Regions from separate parts of the Mus musculus genome. Here regions 1 and 2 are each linked to region 3. A link is a loop called in an ENCODE intact Hi-C map of the cell type or tissue named here. Cell type or tissue: heart. All regions are shown on one strand. Each heading gives the region's core, and the rest is flanking DNA. Links, peaks and the distances in the headings are about the cores only.

Region 1 (4,462 bases), core at 939-3,438, 330 kb before region 3:
TGAGAAAATGCCTCCATAAGACATGGTTGTAGAGCATTTTCTTAATTAGTTATCAATGGGGGAGGGCCCAGTCCATTGTGGGTGGTCTCAGCCCTGAGCTGGTGGTCCTGGGAGCTATAAGAAAGCAGGCTGAGTGAGCCAGGGGAAGCAAGCCAGTAAGCTGCACCCTTCCATGGCCTTTGAATCAGCTCCTGCCTCCAGCTCCCTGCCCTGCTTGAGTTCCTATCCTGACTTCTTTAACATGGATATAGAAGTGTAGGCCAAATAAACCCCCTTCCTCCTCAACTTGCTTTTTGGTTCTGGTGTTTTGTTACAGCCATAGAAAAACCTAAGACAATACCATGCATACTACCCCCAAAAAGTTTTAAATTTTTCCTATTTTTTAAGATTTTACTTTTACTTATGTGTTCAAGTTTATCCCTGATTTTATCCTTCCTGTGTTTTCCCTGCAGAACCTACAGTGGTTGGTTTTGTTGTTGTTGTTGTTGCTATGTTATCTATTAATTTATTTATTTTGTGAGTGTTGCTATTCATTTATTTATTTATTTATTTACTTACTTACTTATTTAGTGAGTCTCTCTGTATAACTCTGGATGGCTAGAACACATGATGCAGACCAGGCTGGCCTCACACTCACAGAGATCACCTGCCATTATTTCCTACACTCTGAATGCTAAGATGAAAGAGCCAGCCACCAGGCTCCAATTATAGTGTCCTTTAACTATTAGATATGTGTGTGTGTGTGTGTGTGTGTGTGTGTGTGTGTGTGTGTGTGTAAGCTATTATAAGCTATTTGGGGTTTGGGGGATTTTTTGTTTGTTTTTGTTTTTTGTTTGTTTTTGTTTTTTATTTTTTGTTTCTCTGTGCAACCCTAGCTGTCCTGGAACTGACTCTGTGGATCAGGCTGTTTTCAGACTCAGAGATCTGTCTGCTTCTGCATCTTGAGCACTGAAACTAAAAGTGTACACCACTACTGCCCACCTTTTCCCAGACCTAATGACTGATAAACATATGAATATTAATCAGGCACCTCTTAACAGGCATTTGGATTGCCTTTACTATTAGAAATATTCTTATTTTGTTAAGGGGACTATTATTGTTCAAAGTGTTTGGTAACCATTTTGACAAATGACCCAGAGCAGACATAGTATCAGAATTAGGACAAGGTTTGTGTCTTTTCTTTTCTTCCTTCCTTTTTCTTCACCCACACTTGAAAGATCCTGTCAATATGAGGTATGAATCTGTCAAACAGGTACAATGATGCTAGAATATATACACCCCCACCCACTTTGTAGTATTTGTGAGTTTAGAGTAAATGAAAACTTAATTTTATTATATTTTTAAAGTATATTCTAAGTCTTATAGTAGCAAATTGTAATTCCAGTTTTTACTTTCTATGGCACAGACTTGATAAACTGAAGGCTTTGAAGAGGGAATCCCCAAATTGTACCAGTCATTTTCATGTGCTACATATACTGTATAAAGTAATATATGCATATATATATATATATACATATATATGTATGTATATATATTTATATATATATATACATATATATATATAGGGTACATACACAATTCCCCTTTTCCTAAAGGAACACAATGAATGCAACATATAACTTTTATAATCCTCAAAAGATAAAAGTTAGTTGCCTGAATGAACACTGTTACACGGATCTTTTAGATCAGGGGTAATGTTAACACAGAGACTGTCATAGGGAGGGGGAAACATTACAACTTTTATTTGCTGGCCAATAAAAAACTGTTCAACTTCCTTAACAATCAAGGAAACACAAATCAAAACCACACTGAGATTTTACCTCCTACCAGCCAGAAAACAAACAGCTAATGTTAGTGAAGATGTAGGGGGCTGACAAATTCTTCCGAAATGCTGGTGGGAATGCAGAGTGATGCAGCCACTACAGAAAGCACTGCAGAGGTTCCAAAGGCAAGCAGACAAAACAAAGCAAAAGGAGAGTTGTAGGGTGAGCTGGGTGTGGTGATGTGTGCCTGTATCCCAGTTCTCAGCAAGCAGATCCAATTCCCAAATCTGCCACGTGGTGGAGCTGAGACACCAGTCACACACAATCTCCAAATTTGTCACTGCTGATGGACCAAAGTCAGAGTTTGAAACTAAGAAAAACTAACAGAGGTTGTGACTAACAACTAGTACCAAAATTTCATCATATCAACTGTAAGACAGAGCTTCAGAGAACTACATTAAGATAAGACTAATTTTTGTGTCAGGCTAACCTGGAATTTACTAGGTAACCCAAGCTGACCTCAAACTTATGATCTGCCAGCCTCAGACTCCCATGTGCTCGGATTACAGGCATGAGCTATAATATGCCCAACACTGTATATATATATATATATATATATATATTTTTTTTTTAATGGAAGTAGTGGAAAATACATTAAAATATCCTAACATAACTTACTATTTTTGATTAAGACTTTCTTCTCTGGGGACAGGTTGAGTACATACATGGTTTAATGGGTAAAATGCATGTTGTGCAAGCATGAGGACCCGAGTTCAAATCCCCAGCACCCATATAAAAGAGCTGAACACAGCAATGTACTCCTGTAACCCCAAAGCTAGGGAGCTGAGAAAGGAAGATCCTGGTGGCTCGATGTCCAGTCAGTCTAGCCAATTGGTTAATTCCAGAGTTAGTAAGAGACCCTGCCTAAAATAGTAAGGTGGAGAGCAATAGAGGCAGATACTCAACTCCGTCTCTGACTCTATACATGCATTTTATGGGCAACTGCACACACATGCATATACTCTACACACAGGCATACACACCCACACACAGAGTGGGGAGGGGAGAAGGAGAGAGGGAGAGGAAGGTGTGGTGGCTCATGCCTATAATCTCTTTGAGAGGTTGAGGCAGGAGGATTTCCTAGAGTTGTGGGCCATCCTGGGTTAAATAGTGAATTCTAGGCCAGCCTGAGCTAGAGAAAGATCCTGTCCCCTGAAATTCCTTGTTTGTATTCATTAACATACCATTTGCTGAATGTGTTTTGTGTAGCAGGTGTGAGAATTTCAGGAGATGACCTGAACAAAATAGGCACTGCTTCTCTTCAGAGACCTTCAAGGAAGGAGCAGAACGAGGAATCAGACAGCTCTGGCAACCCAGGGGAGCTTTCTGATGTATTATAAGAACAGGCCTTTGTTTCCAATGATAAGACTCAGTCTTCGCAGGGCTGGGGATATAGCTCAACTGTAGGGCAATGGATAGATAGCCTTGCATGTCTCCCATGTGCAAGGTCATTAGGTTCAGTCCCTACCTTAGACAAAATTCTTACCAATTCCCTGTGAAAACTAGGAATTCAGAAAACCATAATAGCATGCTATCATTGTAGGCTTCTCGTACTTAAATAATTTTCTGAGATCTATGATTGTTTGATATTATTTAAGAAATTTAACCTCAGATACCCTAATGTGTAGTTCTTAACCAAATGAAAAATGTACAGTGTTACAGAGCTTTGCATACAGAGAGGATATATTTAAGGGTTTTTTAAAGGATTTTATTGGAGAGAGCAGAGAACATTTGCCTGTGTGCTTTCATATCCCCTATTACAACTCATCTTCACAAAACTGCCACTTTTGAACTTTTTAGTGGGATAGTCACAATTATTAACAGGAGTTATCAAAATAGCCCCCTCTTTCTGATTGCATAGAGACAAAGGGACCAGGGTTTGTTTGTTTTTTTTTTTTCTCTCACACACTTTAAGCAAAGAATTGTATCACATGATAAGAATCTAGCTGACTTCTATTTGGACATAAAAGAATTTGGGGGTAAGTTCAACAATAGCACTTTCCTAACTAAATACCTTTGTTTAGAAAGGATTTCGAGGAGCTGGGACTGTGGGTCAGTTGGTAGAGTTTTCATACATGTGCATCCGGGTTCAATCCCAGTAGTGCAGAAGGCAGTGTGGCATTGGGCGCTTGGATTCTGCTTCTCGTGAGGTGTGAGCAGGAAAGTCAGAAGTTCTAGATCATTCTTGGCCGCGTACACATTTGAAGCTGGCCTGGGATACAGAACATTCTGTCTCAAAAAAAAAAATGTTTAGCATTCTGTCATCTCAGGTGAACAATACAATGTCCATATGAGTGTTTAAAAGATATAGACTCCTTATTGCCTTTTTCTCCTATTCTGTGAACTGCATTCTTACTTCAACTGAATGTCATATTCTGATATTTTAAGGCTTTAAAAGTAATCGAATTTCCACAGTTCATATTACTCCTGGTCTTAGTCAAAGGCATGACATAGAAGTGGTCTCACAAGTGACACAGATGAAAATGAGACATTAAAAATATGAGGCCGGGCATGTAACTTAGTGTTGGAAAACCAAGGGTTTTGGTTTGTTTCCCCCCCCCACACACACACACTTTAAGCAAAAGATAGTATGACATGATTAGAATCTAGCTTTTGTGTGAACAGCACAACTTACATAT
Region 2 (4,462 bases), core at 939-3,438, 130 kb after region 3:
CAGTTGTTTTTTTTTTTGTTTTGTTTTGTTTTGTTTTGTTTTGTTTTGTTTTGTTTTCAAGCCAGGGTTTCTCTGTGTAGCCCTGGCTGTCCTGGAACTCACTTTGTAGACCAGGCTGGCCTCAAACTCAGAAATCTGCCTGCCTCTGCCTCCCGAGTGCTGGAATTAAAGGCGTGTGCCACTACGCCCAGCACAAAGTAGTTGGTTTTATTGCCCCCTAACTACCAGTTTAAAATGGGAACAAATGAATATTCATCTGCTTAATACACAAGCGAAGAAGAATGCCAGGGCCAGAGTGGAGATTCCCAGGGAAAGTTTGTAATTAGTGAAACGCAGCTTTTGTAGAGCATCAGGATGACTTAGCCGGTAAAGGTACTCGCTATCAAGCCTGGTGACCCAAGTGCAGTCCCCAGATCCCACATCATGGTGGAGGGAGAGGAGCATCCCCACAAAGCTGTCTTCTGATCTCCACATGTGTGCTGCGGCAAATCCCCCACTGGTAATAACAACAATAATTCTTTAAAAATTGTTTTAAATATAGTTTTTTGCTTCAAAATTGTGTGCATGTTCAATAGTTATTTCTTATGTGCAAAGCATATGGGTGTTACCATAGTTTACAAAAAATTTAAAGACATACTGTTTCTAGTGAGAGATTGATAATTTTTTTCTTAGTTGTCTATCAAGCCTAGGAAAATATAAGATCTGTCTGTACACATACTTGCTGGTTAATAAACATGTTCTGATTAGCTAAAGAATATGCCCAACATCAGGAACCTGGCATGTCAGTCCATGCCTGCAACCCCAGTACTCAGCAGACGGAGGCCGTTCAAGTCCAGACTGGAATATGTGAGTGTCAGGACAGCCTGGGCTGTACAGAAAGACCCCACAGCGCAAGAGCAACAGAAATAATGATGATGATAAACCAAAAGTATGATTCAGTAATTCAACACTTTAAAAGACATTAAAAGCACCTGTCTTTCAGAATGCACTGTGTGTGTGTGTGTGTGTGTGTGTGTGTGTGTGTGTGTATGTATACATCTTCATGTGTGTGAAAATACTTGGTGTTTTAGAGTCAGAGCCTTTACTCCCGGTACTCCCAACCTCAGCTGGAAGTAAGAATAAGAGTCCCGGGATCGTAGGTTTTATATCATTCCTGGGGTTATTTATTTATTTATCCTGAGATGGGGTCTTGATAAGTTAACCAGGTTGAATTTAAACTCACCATTTTCTTGGCTCAACCTCCCAGGTAGCTGCAACTTCAGGCATACACCACTGTGCTGGACTCTATTTATTTACCCTCTTTTTCTTTTACATGTATTGTGTGTGTGTGTGTGCCTGTTCATGCATGACACAGGGCCTCTGATCTGTGCTAAGATAGAGGACAACTTGCAGAGGTGATTCTCTTTCCACCCATATGGGTTGCAGGTATTGAACTCAAGTACTCAGGTGTAAGTAGCATTTTCTGGGTCTTCCATTTATTTAAACTGATGCTGAAATTATACATTATTTTCTATGAACACAGATTCAAAGTAGAAATTAGACCCATTAATAGGGATGGCAATCACTTCTAAAAGTTTGCATTAAGAATTACTACAAATTCTTGCAAAAATATTAAGACTGTTAAAGCACATGTAAGCCCAGAATGGTGCTGCATACCAATAGTCCACAGTATTTCAGAAACTGAATCAGGGGGTTCTCAAATTCCAGGCCAGCCAGCTTGAGAAACTTAGTGAGAGCCTGTCTAATATGACACAAGGTCATGTTGGCTTGGCGGTGGAGCACCTGTGCAGCATCACAAGCTCTGTGGTTCAGGCCTTGGTACCACAATCAAACAACACAACCCCACACTGCTTGATTCTGGGTTTTTCAATTTTCCATGTAGCCAGGAAGACATAGTCTAAAAAAAAAAAAAAAACAACCAAATCTTTACAGTCATACCCTGACTCCGAGAAACTGCCCCAAGTTCACAAAATTAGAGATTAATAAGGAAGAAGACAAAAACCATAGCTTTAATTACTCTGGGGCACCATCTTGTGGTGGAGAGGTCTCTAAATGACAATATTATGAAAGTAGAAGGCATTTATTTGCTTATTTTTGTATTTTAAAGATGACTAGGTAGAATAAAGGTCACCTGAAAACTGGCCATGAAAAGCCTCCACGCAAAATGCAAGCTGGACTTATTGGGCTGGTTCAGTCATGGGCATACCCAGAAGAGCAAAGAAAAAGAAGTTACCTTAATCTTATGTTCGACCAAGAATAAGACTGAGCTAGGTGTGATGGTGTGAGCCTGTGATCCAAGTACTCAAGGAGCCCAGGCTTGAGTATGGCTCGTTCTGGGCCAGCCTGGGCTACACAGACAGAAAACCAAGACAAACCAAATCAACCTGGGACTGGAGTTGTAGCCACGTATAGTAATTAATTACTATTCATAGCTGAATTGAGCTGTGTATGGTGTTATCTACAGGCTATATTGTAATAGTCAGGGGAGGGGCAAAAGATAAAAACCTAAACCAACTGGGAGGAAGGACATGGCACGCACACACAAGTGACACAAAAGTAGAAACGGGAGCATCTGGGGAGGAAGGGATGCAGGGGAAGAGGTGTAAAAAGGAGGCTGTGGGGGGGGGGGTGAATATGAGCAAAATACAATGACCTGTACAAAAATGTCATAGAGAACCATTACTCTGTATAATTACTAGGATGAATAAATTAAGAAAAAGGACTGTGAGGGCTGGAGAGGTTCTATGGTGAGGCAGCTCAGAACACTGGCGGCTTTTCCTGAGGACCTGAATTAGGTTCCCAGAACCCATGACAGGTGGATCACATCAACTGTAACTCCAGACCTAGGGGATCCAGTGCCTCCAGGTACCTGTGCTCATATGAGAAAGCATGCACGCGTGTGCGCATGCTCACACACACACTCTAAATAGATGGATAGAAAGATATCTATCTATCTATCTATCTATCTATCTATCTATCTATCTATCTATCTATCTATCTATCTATCCTTTTTTTTTTGGTTTTTCAAGACAGGGTTTGTATAGCCCTGGCTGTCCTGGAACTTACTTTGTAGACCAGGCTGGCCTCGAACTCAGAAATCCGTCTGCCTCTGCCTCCAAAAACAAAACAAAACAACCCAATTTTACAATTACTAAAAAGGAACAAAAAGAGGTTTTGTTTTCTATGTTCCCTACGACGTCACCGTGGTCCATACACACTGGAGGTGTAAGTCTTGAATTCAGCAGGAGGGCAAGAACAGCCTGAGTGCAAGCATCCCTGAGGTTGGCTTCCACCTTGATTTGGTTTCCTCTTGTAGAAATGGATACTAATTTTTAAAACCTCATAAATCACAAAACTACTTTTGGCATGAAATTGCTTAAAAATAGTTTCTGACTACAGGCAGGAATACAACTGGCAGGGCTTCCTGTGTAGAGGCAACTGTGAGTCGGGATGCCAAGGAACAGAAAGTGGGGGCTGGGTGTGTGTGTTGGGGGGGGCGGGAAGGTAAAGAAACTGGGTATACTAAATGCCAAATGCAACTCCTGACCATGTTATTTTGTTATTGTTGGTTTGGTTTGGTTTTTGGTTTTTCGAGACAGGGTTTCTCTGTGTAGCCCTGGCTGTCCTGGAACTCACTCTGTAGACCAGGCTGGCCTTGAACTCAGAAATCCGCCTGCCTCTGCCTCCCGAGTGCTGGGATCAAAGGCGTGCGCCACCACGCCCAGCTGCCCATGTTCTTTTAATGTCTTTAAAAAATAAATTTACTAAGTTGAGCTGTGGTGACACTTGCCTTTAATCCCATCACTCCGAAGGTAGAGGCAGGAGGATCTCTGAGTTCGAGGCCAGCCTGGTCTACAGAGTGAGCTCCAGGTCAGCCAGGGCTGCACAGAGAAGCCTTACCTTAAAAAACAAAACAAAACAAAACAAAACAAAAGAAAAAATAATTCTATCTGATTTGTGTGTGTATGTTGGGGGGACAACTTTTGGGAGTGAGCTCTCTCCTTCCACTGTGTGGGTCCCAGACACTGAATGCAGGTCATCAGGCTTGGTTGGTGAGTGCCCTTCCTCACTGAGCCATCGTATAAGCCTCCCAGAACTTCTTTTTAACCTCCTACCCCTCTTTACACCCTCTGTTATATCTGGGGATTGTAAGGATTGAAGACCTTCAAAACCTCTAAAGCCTTTGGGATGTGATATCTGCAGAAAATTACATCAGATTCTCAGCAAGATAACAACATACATCCCACATATATATTTATTAGTCAGGCATGTGATACACACTTGTAATCGCAGCATTGATAAGTAGAGGCAGAAAGACCTTGAGCTCTAGGCTAGCCTGAGTTACCTTGCTTTTTTTTTAAAGGATTTTATAAGGTGAGGTGGCATAAGCCTGTAATCCCAGCAATTGGGAGACTGAGACAGGAGGATCTCAAATTTGAGGCTAGCCTGTGCTACAAAGTGA
Region 3 (4,462 bases), core at 614-3,113:
GCACGAAGCAAGGAAGGTTCTGGATGTAAACTGACTGAGGTGGCTCTTGGACTCTTAGTACTTAGTACTTCCCAGTACCAGTACTTAGTGCTTCTCGGTACTTAGTACTTCCCAGTACTTAGTACTTCCCAGTACCAGCGTTGACACTGGGAAGCAAACGGCAGTGGCTAAACCACAGAAGAGAGAGAGCTATGGGTGCTGGCTAAGGAATTCATGATGTCCCTGAAGGTTGCAGCTCACTGGATGTTCTAGCCCAGGGAATAAGATAAAATGTGTATCAGAAACATTAGTATCACTGTATAATTGTAACTTTTTGTACCACCTAATTAATCAATTAAATTTAAGGCAGGGTCTCAGACATCCCGAACCTGGCCTCCAATTCACTCTGCAGATGAAGACGGTCCTGAATCTGTGATTATCTTGCTTCTATAGCGCATGTGCTGGGTTATATACCTCTGTGCCGTCACAGCTGACTTTATTCCATACTGGAGATCAACCCCAGGAATTCAGTTTTTAAACCACTAACTGATTCTTTAAATGTTTAAAATATTTCTGGTGTGGTGGAATATGCCTTTAACCCCAGCACTCAGGGGGAAGAGGAAGGCAGATCTCTGAGTTCTAGGACAGCCTGGTCAACATAGTGACTTTCAGGACAGCCAGGGCTACACAGAAAAAAAAAAAAAAACTGTCTCAAAAAAAAAAAACCAAAATACAATTTATAATGTATGCTATAACCTTTGCTATTTTTTTTTTTAAATAATAGTTAAAGGACATTGTAACTGGAGCCCAGTGACTGGCTTTCATCTCAGCACTCAGGGAGATGATGGAAATAATGGCAGGCAATCTCTGTGAGTGTGAGGCCTGCCTAGTCTGCATTGTGAGTTCCAGAGTTATACAGTGAGACTCACAAAATAAATAAAATAGCAACAAACAACAAAACCAACTACTGGATGTTCTGGAGGGAAACCACAGGAAGGGCAAACTCAGGATGGACTCGAACCCTGGACCTGAGATCTCTTAGCTACGCCTGTGAGTGAGTCCTCAACTTTCTGAGCCTCAGTTTCCTTTAAAACAGAGAGAATGAGGTGGTCATGTGGTTCATACTTTAATCCAAGCACTTAGAGAACCGAAACAGGGGGATTGTTGTGAGTCCGGGGGCCAGCTTAGGGTACGTAGTAGGTTCCAGACCAACCTAGTCTACAGAAATAGACCCTGACTCAACAAAATTGAAAACAAACCAACAACAATTTTTTTAATATTTTAGAGTCTGGGTGTCTTGTAACATTAGTTGACTTTGAACTTGGCTTGTAACTGATGGTTTCTCAATTCTTTTTTTTAAGATTTATTTGTTTGTTTATTTGTTTGTTTGTTTGTTTGTTTATTATATGTGTGTACATTGTAGCTGTCTTCAGACACTCCAGAAGAGGGCACCAGATTTTTGTTATGGATGGTTGTGAGCCACCATGTGGTTGCTGGGATTTGAACTCAGGACCTCTGGAAGAGCAGTCGGCACTCTCAACCACTGAGCCTTCTCACCAGCCCAACAACAAATTTCAAAACACACACACACACACACACAGATAAGCACAGTAGCCTGTTCCTGTCACCCAAGTGTTGACGCTGACCAGCGATGTAATGCCGGCACTCAGGAGGCTGTGGCAAGAGGATCCTAGGTTCGAGGGCAGCCTAGGCTACATATCGACAACCCTGTCCTGCAGAGGAATGGACATAGATACCAAGGATGTTTGATTATTCAGTGGGCTGAGCTGACTGGCTACAGGCTTCAGGGGGAGTTCTGCCAGGCAGAATGAGGGCTTTCTTGGGTTTGTGATAAATGCTGAACTCTCCTCTCACCTAGATACAACCACAGTACAAATCCTCCACCTGGCTTTTGCCTAAACCGTTCTTTAAAGACAATTCCTCAAAGGAAAGTTATTCCAAAAGTGGCCAGAAGATGTCGCTGCAGACAGCACGGTGCGCACTGTGCGCCTCTTGGCGGCTGAATTTCATCTTGCCAGCCAAGGAAAAGTCCCAACCTCTGCTTCTCTGTAAGCCGTGCCTCTGCTTCCTGCGCACACCCCCATGCTGTGCCCCCATGTTTCTGTTCCTCTCGAGATGTCCTGGAAACCTGGGGGTGGGCCCGAGTCCTTCAAGATCATGGAGCTGGGATTCTTCAGGTCTTTCCTGCATCAAATTCACGAAGATTTTTCATCAAGACTCATGCCCACACTGACACCCCACCCAGCTTCCTCGTGACCCTTTGAAGTCACTTCAGTTATTGTATTCTGTTTCTCCCAGTCCGACAATTTGGCTCCGTTTTCAAAAATTATCTTTAGATAACTTAGTGATATACCTCAATTCAGCTCACTTTCTAAAAATATCAATGTTCTTAACAAAAGTATTCCCTGAACTTTAGCATGGGAACAGCCCTGGCCTATAGGAAATAATGAACATCTCTGAGCCAAGTTGAGTGACTTATCTTGAGGGAATATGACAGTCATGGGACTGGACTCCCAACAGCTGAGGCCTAGCAACAAAGAAAAAAAAAAAAAACATTCCAGGCTAATGTATGCCTTCCTTGCTCAAATCTTCCAGCCATGACTTCCTAGTCTCCTAGTCTGTTTCCGACTTGCTTTCCGTGTGTAAAAACTAGCTGAGCATTGCTTTCAGGCTCTGACTTTACAGGTCCCCGACCCCCAGTAGCCTCAGAGTCCTCACCCAAGTGATGGGAACTCAGACAACGGTCTCAGACAACAGAGGGGCCTGGAGCTCCTCACTGGAAGGTGCTGAGGCCAAACCTCTCTTCCTCTGTAACCTAAAGCAATCTCCCAGTGACCTGCACTCTGAATCTCTGTATCCAAAACATTTCTCAAATTTAGACCATGAGGGAGAGGGGCTGACACCGTCCAGGTAGTTTGGGGAAGTAGGCTGGGTTTATTATGTTCCTGGTGCTGAGAAGGATCAACGGCCCCTTTCCTAATGATGCTGCCCATAGGCAGGGACCTTGGTCTACATAAGACTTGGCAGCAGCCAGATTTTATGTACAGTCTGCCTTACTTCTAAGCTGCTGCCGCAGCCTCTTCCCTGTCCCTCCCCTCCCCCTCCCCCTCCCCTCTTCCTCCTCCTCCCCTGATTAAACTCAGAATAAATTTGCACCTGAGAGCAGGAGAGGCACCTGCGCGTGCTGAAGCCATGTGCTGTCAAACCTCCAACTGCATTCCTGACCCAAGTTCTCCTCCCAGAACACAACAGAGATGAACAATCCTACGCACCTGAACCTGTTGCCTGGTTACTGTCAACAAGCAGAGAGGAGCGAGCCAGTTCTGGCCAGGGCTGACACCAGGTCTCCTCCTACCCCTGCAGCAACTTCCCCAGTGAGCAGAAGCCATGCACGGGTGTTGACTGAAATAACGAGACTTCGAAGTAGATACACGCAGTCCTCCTGTGAGAAATTAGAACAATGTTGGACTTGTTGTGTTTTACAAGCAGGTTTGAAAACCGGCTTTGGAGAAGGAATAACTGTTTTCGGGGCTCAGAGTCTCTAGTTCTAACCTTGCCTGCCAGGGTCAGCCTTGCACATTCTAAATGGACACACACCACCACCACCAACAACAACAACAACAGCAACAGCAACAAAACAAAAACAAAGACACAAAGGGCTGGAGAGGTTGCTCAGTGGTTAGGTCCCCTGGCTGCTCGGCTAGAGGACCTGGGTTCCAGCAGCAGCAGCACTCACAAGCCAATCCTCAGCCACCTATAACTCCAGTCCTAGGAGGGAGTCTTCTGGCCTCTGTGGGCGGTACATGCACAAGGTACTACACAGACATACATTCTGACAAAATATCCATATATGTATAATAAAAATTAGGATTTTGTTTTTTAAACCCAGGGAGTTTTAGCTGTATTGGCCAACTACCCCTGGCCCTGGGGTCTGCCCTGGAGGGTGAAGGTTAATACACTCAGTGGTGCGCCACTAGAGAAACCAGATCTTCTCTTAGCCAGAGGCTATGGATTGCCAAGAGCTTCTTGGTTAGGGGGTAGGACCAGGCTTCCATTCACTCCTCTCAGTGCTAGGACTGTCTTATTTATTTACTTATTTGTTTGTTTATATTTATTTATCTATCGGTTTTGGAGACAGGGTTTCTCTGTGTGGCCCTGGCTATCTAGGAACCCATTCTGTAAACTAGGCTGGCCTCAACCTCTGCCTGCCTCTGCCTCCAAGTGCTTCCGTTTTCATATTTTTGAACTATTTTACATGATAGGTCCGTGCTTTATCTGTGAGCTTCCGCCTCAGGCCTCTTTTTACTTATGACTTTGAGACAGGGTCTCACTGGCCAGGTTGACCTTGAAACCATCTAGGTAGTCCAAGCAGGCCTTGAGTGTTTGATCCTCTTGCACTCTAGTGCCTGAGTAGCTGGGGTTACAAACTCACACCACCAGGCCTGGCTGGAATAGTGTCTTA

What was found. Peaks named below come from ENCODE experiments on the same cell type or tissue, not always from the same donor. Only the 100,000 strongest peaks of a DNase experiment are listed, where the experiment ranks them.
Region 1: a loop joins it to region 3, with 2.6 times the contacts of the local background. A loop is called at or near these places in 5 of 42 quality-filtered maps.
Region 2: it touches region 3 in a loop (6-fold over the local background); 21 of 42 quality-filtered maps call a loop at or near these places.

Annotation. Positions count from the first base shown.
Region 1 is chr12:55,828,876-55,833,337 of GRCm38, reverse strand. No RefSeq gene overlaps it. Among named protein-coding and RNA genes, the nearest start is that of Brms1l, 5.3 kb to the left of the region's middle. In heart, for the core only: a CTCF peak has its summit at 2,053; a DNase peak (open chromatin) is centred at 2,027.
Region 2 is chr12:55,370,174-55,374,635 of GRCm38, reverse strand. All of the region lies in intron 4 of Prorp (protein only RNase P catalytic subunit), which reads right to left. Among named protein-coding and RNA genes, the nearest start is that of Psma6, 26 kb to the left of the region's middle. In heart, for the core only: a CTCF peak has its summit at 2,040 (motif pointing left); no DNase peak of the experiment used is centred there.
Region 3 is chr12:55,496,761-55,501,222 of GRCm38, reverse strand. Gm36634 (a long non-coding RNA gene) reads right to left here. Exons shown (of 3, transcript XR_381610.3): 2 at 3,273-3,442; 3 at 1,512-2,184. Among named protein-coding and RNA genes, the nearest start is that of Gm36634, 5.7 kb to the right of the region's middle. In heart, for the core only: a CTCF peak has its summit at 1,956 (motif pointing right); a DNase peak (open chromatin) is centred at 2,072; H3K27ac peaks cover 275 bases.